Linked DNA regions of Homo sapiens: regions 1 and 3 are each linked to region 2. Evidence: chromatin contacts called from ENCODE Hi-C or POLR2A ChIA-PET data. All regions are on one chromosome and are shown on one strand. The core of a region is the stretch at or near the end of the contact, and the rest is flanking DNA. Distances in the headings are between cores, read along the strand shown. Region 1 has its middle 52 kb from the start of CNTF. Region 2 holds the start of GLYATL1-AS1 (GLYATL1 antisense RNA 1). Region 3 has its middle 10 kb from the start of CNTF.

Evidence for each region. A loop is a pair of places that touch in the nucleus more often than their neighbours do. ChIA-PET counts read pairs that join two places held with the same protein, here RNA polymerase II (POLR2A). Pooled maps may share reads with other maps.
Region 1: a loop to region 2 is called in a map of Caco-2, with 8 times the contacts of the local background. The contact joins the enhancer-like site here to the promoter of GLYATL1-AS1 in region 2. A Hi-C loop is called at or near these places in 1 of 168 maps with a recorded cell type or tissue (Caco-2), 1 of 37 single-sample maps with no recorded cell type and 8 of 50 pooled maps. POLR2A ChIA-PET finds 5 or more read pairs at or near these places in 2 of 52 experiments (OCI-LY7 and T-cell).
Region 3: a map of K562 shows a loop between it and region 2 (4-fold over the local background). The contact joins the enhancer-like site here to the promoter of GLYATL1-AS1 in region 2. A Hi-C loop is called at or near these places in 1 of 168 maps with a recorded cell type or tissue (K562), 2 of 37 single-sample maps with no recorded cell type and 3 of 50 pooled maps. POLR2A ChIA-PET finds 5 or more read pairs at or near these places in 2 of 52 experiments (activated CD4-positive, alpha-beta T cell and activated naive CD4-positive, alpha-beta T cell).

The regions. Positions count from the first base shown.
Region 1 is chr11:58,673,438-58,676,137 of GRCh38, forward strand. No RefSeq gene overlaps it. Among named protein-coding and RNA genes, the nearest start is that of CNTF, 52 kb to the left of the region's middle. Within about 2 kb of position 1,339, at least 2 of the 41 ENCODE cell types and tissues checked have a DNase peak (open chromatin) inside an H3K27ac peak, as active enhancers do.
Region 2 is chr11:59,057,136-59,059,835 of GRCh38, forward strand. It overlaps GLYATL1-AS1 (GLYATL1 antisense RNA 1), which reads right to left and starts at 1,317. Exons shown (of 6, transcript NR_033853.2): 1 at 1,237-1,317. RefSeq lists enhancers at 1,152-1,221, 1,392-1,651.
Region 3 is chr11:58,631,320-58,634,019 of GRCh38, forward strand. No RefSeq gene overlaps it. Among named protein-coding and RNA genes, the nearest start is that of CNTF, 10 kb to the left of the region's middle. Within about 2 kb of position 1,397, at least 2 of the 41 ENCODE cell types and tissues checked have a DNase peak (open chromatin) inside an H3K27ac peak, as active enhancers do.

The sequences.
Region 1 (2,700 bases), core at 89-2,588, 380 kb before region 2:
GCCCATTTCTCCATACTCTCCTTTATAGCAGATGCCCTCAAATGTATTCACACTTTACCAATCTAAAAAGAGAGAAAAAAAAGGTAATTGCATTGTAGTTTTATTTTGCTTTTTCATAATTTCAAGATTTTCATTCAGCTTTGGTTTCTAATTTCTTTTTAATTACAGATTTTTTTTTTTTTAGATGGAGTCTAGCTCTGTTGCCCAGGCTGGAGTGCAGTGGCACAATCTTGGCTCACTGCAACCTCTACCTTCCGGGTTCAAGCGATTTTCTTGCCTTAGCTTCCTGAGTACCTGGGATCACAGGAGTGCACCACCATGCCCAGCTAAATTTTGTATTTTTTAGTAGAGACAGGGTTTCACCACATTGGCCAGCTGGTCTCAAACTCCTGACCTCAAGTGATCCACCCACCTTAGCCTCCCAAAGTGTTGGGATTACGTCCATGAGCCACTGCACCTGGCCAGAAAATCTTTATATAACATGCATATTATAGAAAGTTCCCACATTCCCTAGGTAACTGTCATATCTGCAAAATATATAAATTGTATAGAAAAATTTAAAAAATTCATGAAACTAAAATAATTTTACTTTTCACTGCATTTTGACTAATTCATTTCTTCACTTAATAAATATTGAGTAATTATATACCGGAAACCTTAGTAGGCACAAGATGGGAATAGTGACCCCAAACTATAATTTTCAGGCACTTTCCCCTCCCCACTTGAGTAATTCAGTATCAAAAACCTCATTATCATTCTCTGTGTGTTTGCAATCCTTGCAAAGGGAGGGTTGCATGTATGCATGATAAGCACACATTCATGATACACGTGTCCCACGTTCACCTTGGGGTGGAGACTTAACATTTAAATCTATTACAATTAGAGATGCCTGTGGAACAAGGAAGTCACCTTTAAGGAATGGACTTGGTTTTTGTTGCAGTGCCCACTTTGAGAACTCTTCCTTGAACAGGTTGGACCTCCCACTTGTCATTCTCTCATTCACAAGTGTTCTGGCCACAGTGTCCTGAGGTCACAGTTTCCCAGTAGTTGAGTTTTAATAAAAAGCAACACTTATTAGCTAAGTTAAAATATACCCCAACAGAAGACGAGATGGACTCCCTGTAGCTAAAATGAGATAAACCCAAAAAATTTCATAGCTAGGAGGATGAGGGATCTGTAACACATCCCGGTGTTATTAATTGCCATAGGTTTTTTTTCCCGGTAATTACGCAGAAACTATCACCTGAAAAGCATTGCCAAAAAACACTACAGTTGGAAGATTTCCCAGCTGACCCTGACAGAGTGCCGGTTGCCAGCCTACTGAGACAGCCAAGTAAAAAGGGTTCCCCGGCAGGACTTCCGACTGGCCTGCGCACTGGGAGGAGTGCGCACTCGGGTGAAGCCTTGAGGAATTTCCTGTTGGTTTGCAGTGAGGAGGAGCCTGGCTTCTCCTGTTCCGGGTGGTAACCCGGTGATTCCAGTCTATGAGGTGGGAAGCCCACTGGCAGGACTCTCGCTTTGCTGAGAGTCCCTGTTTCCCCATTTTTCCTTTTCACCCAATAAACCCTGTCCTTCTCACCCTGCAGAGTGTCCGCAAGCCTAACTTTTCATGGTTGTGCGAGAAGAACCTGGCTTTTAGCCGAACTAAGGAGAAAGTCCTACAACACTACAACACTCTTCCCTACCTTGCCTGGCTCCGTCCTCTACCATGCTGTCCTGCCATAAGTCAGATTGGACAGAGGACGGGTCTTATAAACATTCCTTATTGATCAATAGCTGCAGACCTTAAGCCAGTTTCAGTCAGCTTGTGGACATTGTTCAAAAATTGTCTGTATGTCCTGTAGTTTACCTTTTGATGTAAAGGGCCGAATTCCACTTCATTTTAATGTTAAATCCTACCAAAATGTGAATATGGGATGTATGTTCCATATATGTTTTCCACTGTGCAATGCCTGACTTCCCTCATGCATATTTGCATTTTTTCCCCACCCTGCTAGTATGTATGTAAGGCTGAGTGTGCGACCCAGATACCAAATAGCAGCCCTCCTCCGTTCTGCGCAAAGTGCACTTTCCCTCTCCCCAGGGCAGCGTTTCCTAGATCCGTGGATTGTTTTGCCTTCTGCAAATAAAGTCTCCTCTTTTCCTTCATCCGTGAATTTCACAATCTTTGTGAATAGATACATACTATGCATGAGGCTAAAATCACCTGAAATCTCAACAACTTAAACTCAGAGGCACTCATCATCTTTCAGCGTTCTCAGGGAGGGATCCTGGTTCTGCAGCCTTGGCTACCTCTGCTGCCCTCTGCTGGCGGAGCGGAGTCCGCAAAGTCCAGAGCAAGGGACTGCCCTGGGATCTCCAGGCACACTTTGTCCTGAACGTTGTCAAGGGCTTTCTCCAAAGCCATATAGGTAATACAAATTCAAATCATCCAGCAAACCAGTGCCAGGATACCTATGAGGCTATGGAAGTGTTATTCACGCAGGCATACATTCAGGAAATGTCATCTCCATCATTCCAATTTCCTAGACCTTGTTGTCATTCTTGAACTACTTTCTCTCCCTTAGTCCAGGTCTTCTGAAACTCCTGGACTGGATTAGATGTGCAGGAGATTTATTAGGAGACTGTGAAGCAAAAAGAAAGGGAGCTGGGGGAGGCTGGGAGAGCTGTCAGTCTGCAATCTAAGTCTACTTTAAGTCT
Region 2 (2,700 bases), core at 67-2,566:
CAACTGTGAACATATTCCCTATAAACTCAGATGTAGTATATGAAAACAACACATGATTTGACGACAGAAGATGATGGAGGGAGAAAGAACAACAAATAAATAGGAAAAGAGGCCTCAGATAGGAGCAGGTAAAAAGGAGAGAAAACAGGAAGGGGTCAGGACTGGTTTCCCTCAAAGCCTGTCATTTGACAGAGAGCTGCAGAAAGAAGGAATAGAGCCAAGCACATAACAGGAGGGTAGAGTTGCAGTCTGAAGCACCCAAAATGGTCCACTAGGATGGACAAAGGACATACTTGAACCACCACTTAGATTCATCTTCATCTAAAAAATAAGAAATTAAGTGTGTGTAATATTTAATTATTTAGTACATTAATTACAGTAGAATATATAGAGTTGATGCTCAATTTGTTAAAAAATAGATATCTAAAATTAAACCTCAGAGATTACTCTTGCCTATGACAACGAGCTTCTGAAAGGCAAGGATAGGTCTCACCCATCTCTGTATCTTCAGAATCCATCATATTATGTGGAACATAATAGGTATCAATAGTATGTTGGGGAAAAAAATCGAAACCATGCTGAGCACCGGAATTCTGTGTAAATCTTTTTAAAAAGTCTCTTCTACTTTACATCAGAGTCCCTTTTGTATTTTTAGTATCATCCAGCCCCACGCCTTGCAGATAAGCCCCTAAGAAATGAATGGGTGAATGAATGTGTGGACAGCGGGATGGATCATTGAGTGAGGAGCAGTGATTCGCAGGACCTGCATGCATTGAAATCCTGCCAAAGCAGCCTCTGCAAAATAAAAGACCTTGGGCTTTGGTTTCTGACACAAGTTAAAATTATCCAAGGACTCTCCTTGGGCCACTTAGTTGAGGTTTCCTAATCTGTGAAACAGAAAATGAATTCAATAGAAAGATGATTGAGACAAATTTCTGGAAGGTGCCAAAGCAGGATGCCTGGCATTGAGGGACGCTTCACACCTGTTATCTCTCTCCCTATTCTCTCTTCACCCCTACTCCCGCCCGGCAACTCCCCGCTGTCAGCTCCAGGAATACTTACCTGCTGAGAAAAGGAAAAGCACAACACTGACTTTACCCCGCGACGCTTTTAAAAACTCCAAAACACCCAGCGCGATGGGGAGTAGGTTTCCCTAAAGACAGGTGGAGCAGCCATAGTTAACTTAGAGGAAGGTGAATTGACAAAGAGGGTTGAGCCACTACGAGCGGGAGTTACCTTGGACTAACAGTTGTATCTTCAGCGAGCACAAGTCCTGGAATCTCCCACGCCCATCCCTTTTTTTAGCGCCACAAATGCAGCCTCCTAAGAGAATGGGAAGCTTGGGAGTCAGAGAACAGAAGATTGAGCTACCATTGGCCTTAATGGATGTCAATCTTCACTTGTCTCTTTTTTTTCCTTCCTCGCCTCCTTGCCCCTCCCTATCCCGGTAGGCGCGTTCTCTGGCGCCATCATATGGCAGAATGCGGGACTACACCAAATGCGGAAAGGCACCTTCCCCTTCCCTGAGTATCTGCAAACTCAGGGCTGGGCTTGGTTTTTAAGAGCTCAGCTCCTGTGCCAGGGGCGGTGCTAAAAGGGGCTGCCTGCGCAGATGTCATTCCCACAAGATGCAAGTAAAGAAGCACCGCGGACACCGGGGGAGGGTCACAGAGTGACAGGAGGACTGGTTGACCAGCTGACTGGCCTCACTTCTGACAAATGCAAATTACCCAGCCACAGTCCAACCAAGGGTATCAAAACAGGATCTCTGCAGATGGAGCTCAGTGTTATGTGTTTTGGATGCTCGCAATAAGATTTTCATGCACCATAAACTTTCCTGAGTATCTCAACCAGTTTTGTTGATGCCGGGGTTTGTTCAAAGCTGCAGATTACTGGGCCTCACCCCAGACCTACTCTACTTAAATATAGTGGGGTTCCCATAATCCCCATTTTAAAAAACCTATCCAAGTTAAAGTACAGAGAATCACAAACTGGAAGAACTCCTTAATTTACAAATAAGAAATGGAGACCCCCCCACCAAGAGAGAAAGGAATTTGCCCAAGGTCTCCCTGAAAGAGCCTAAGAAAGCGTGAGGCTCTAAGGTTAAAATCCTACCTGACACCCTTTCCTTTCCCCAACTAGTCCTGTGACCTCTAGCAAACTATCCTGTCCTAATCTGTGAAATGGGAGCAACAGTCACACCTACCCCAACTGGTGACTGCAAATATTAAATGGGGCCACAATGAGTCAACTACCAAGCACCACCCCATTGTAAGTTGAGGTTGAAATGATTCTAGATCGCCCTACCCCCATTCATCTCCCAGTACCATTGTATGACCGTGGAGGTGAAACCATCCAGCCGCCTGTTGGTCCCAAACCATGTTCACCTCCACCCGTGGCTCAGTGACTATTTCTTTTCTTGAAGAGAGAGAGAGGCTCCTTGGAGCCTCTGGAATCTGGAGGGGGATGTTACCTTCCCCCTGTGTGCATTGTCTTCCCAAGATAGGATGGACTACGGGGTCTCCATGTGAAGAGTTAGCTGCCAGGGCATCAAGGATGGCTCCTAAGTGGTTGCTGGAGGCTTAGAGACCCCACTCCAGCTCTCTCTCAAATGGGGGCAGCTTGTTTGCAGCAGTGAGTGAGGTGGGCCCACTACGAACCCACAGGAGGAGAGGAAAAGACCGTCCCATCTAAGCTTTT
Region 3 (2,700 bases), core at 147-2,646, 430 kb before region 2:
ACATATTGACATCTGCTTTAGGCCAGTACTAAGAGTACAGAAATTAATAATAATAGGAGCAAATATTTATATGGTGTTTACTATGTTCCAGTAATTGTTCCAATTGCATGCATTAATTCATTTACGCCTCACAAGAACCCTGTGAGGTAGGTACAAAGATCTTTGGTTTACAAATGAAGAAACCAAGGCCCAGAGAGCAGATAGGTCTCTGCCCTTGAAATACGGTCTTGGGAAAGACAGCAGGTGTGCAATCAACTGCGAGAGAAGTCTGTGCAGTCAATAGTGTCATGTGGACAACAAAAAGCTGTGGAAGGACAGAAGGAAATATCAAAGAGGGGACCTCTCAAAAGGGGCAATTTGGGAGTAGAACTTGAAGGGTGACTAGGACTTTGCCCTCAGGAAAAAACAAGAGAGGAGTGGGCAAGAACATTTTAGATAAAAGAAGCAGCACTGCACTTGTCAAGGCTTGGCTGCTGAAAAGCATGTGGCACGTCTGGGACCATTCAGCATGACTGAAGTTCAGAGCTCTCTGAGAGCTACAGTAGAAGACAAGTTGAGATGAGTGAAGTGACAACACCTTGAGGAGAGAATCTTTGAAAGGTTTTTGAATGGGGAGTGCCAGCATCTACACTTTGTTTCAGAAAAGTAATTCAGTTATGTCTGTATTGGAGGTGAGAGTGACTGGAGGTAGAGGAACCCATTAAGATGCTGTAATGCTCAAGGTAAGATATGTTTTAGTTATTCGTGGAAATGGTAGAGGCACTAGGAGACAAAGATGAGCACACATAGTCCCTGACTTCTTAAAATGTGCATTCTGGTAGAGGAAGACCAGCGACACACAATAGTATAATTTAGAAGGTGATAAGAATTATGTAGGAAATGGAAAAGGTGATACAGAATTACTGAAAGTAGTGGCCATTAAGGCAAAGAGTGGAAAGCCCACAGGGACAGTTATCTAGGGCCTCATGGCTCTACACCCAAATCATGAGCTGCTCAGGAACTTCCCAGCAATGTCTCAGCTAGTAAAGATCTAAGCAAAAGGGGAGCAAAACTTGGACTGGGAGATTAATTTTTATGGTTTTCTCATTAGTAAAGCCTTAGCAACAGCCAGTGTGAGAGACTGGAACACAAGCATAGCCTGTTCTGTAGGCATTGTTGGTGTATGCCTTACATTATTACTCTGCCATTTTTAAGAAAGCTTTACCATTTTCCTTTCCTTTAATTCTTAAGAGTTTACATTTCCCTGATGAGAAGGAGCTAGGCATGAGTGGGCCTTAGTAGGAGAAAGATAATGTTAAGTGCAGAGCCCCAAGGCAGGAATGAACTTCCTATCTTCAAGGAACTGAAGGAAGGCCAAGTTGGTTGAAGCCAGGTTAGTCAGGTGAGCAGGGGAACAATGCCTGTGCCAAGGCCCTTGAGCCAAAGATTGAAAAACACACCAGCTGTTAAACAGTTGGGTTTATTACTTGTTGCAAAGAGGAGAAATGTACACCTTGGGGAACACTGAGATGCCTCAGTAAGAGTGTGTTAGAACCTATTATGGGATTTAGGCTTTGTTCCGGTGATTTGGGGGTAGCTCTAAGGAAGCAGAGGTTTGCTCTGGATTGGATGCTGTCAGAAAGTGGGGACAATTCTATGGGTATTTTGTGAGTTGTGCATGCGTGACCTTGTTTTTATCCATGCTTAGACAAGACAAAATTATGAAGTGACCTTGTTTTGTTTCATTTTATCATGGTCTCCGAGTAACTTTGTCTGAGGTTGTTATTCTATCATACTGTTTAGATTTTTTAGGCTCACTGGGCTATGAGCCTCAGACTAGCTTCTAATAATATTGCAACCGAGCTGTAAACATCAGATCAATTTTGGACATCAGGAGTACATTTTTTTCTCCTCGTTAGTGACAAGATTATGTATAGAAAGAGATCTGGATTTTATTCTAACTGCTGAGCACAGACAACAGGTCAGTGTGTGATTAGCATTGCCACCTGGATAACAAAGAACAGCTCTCAGATTTAAAAAACAAAACCAAGATATGCAGTCTTAGAATTGCCCCTGCTCTTCCGACAGTACTCAATCCAGAGCAAAGCCACACGTCATTAATTCCTTACCAGAATTCACTAACCCAACTCCAAATCCTACAGCAAATCCCTCCTAACAAACACTTTCTCACTGGGGTGCTCCAAAGTCTCCCATCGTGTGCCCTCTCTCCTCATTGCAACAAGCCAATAAACCCAATTTTGTCTAACTGTGGACATTGTCCCAGTGGTTTGGGCTAAAGGGCATCAACACTGCAAAGAGAAACTACTGGAAAGTTTTACGCAGGAAAGTGACATGATGGGGTATATATTTATTTAAATGAGTACTCAAGCTGCTATGGGCAGATGGGCTTATAGGGGCAAGAGTGTGGGAGAAAAAAATCCGAATGATGAAAAGCCAAATTAAAATGATGAGCAAAAGAGGACAGCCCTGAAAAACATGACAGAGGATTTGGCCTGGAAAGCCATGGAGAAGGATGGTGAGTTTTAGGAAGAGAGAAGAACCAAAGAGCACTCCCTCCCCAACTAGGAGGATAGAGAATAAATTAGGCAGGAAACAAGGAAAGGGGAGTAGATATTAGGCATAGCATAGAAAATTGCCAGCCTAGATTTTAAGTATGTTGAGTTGATTATGGAGAATAGGAAGCATGGGGAAAGGAGTGAA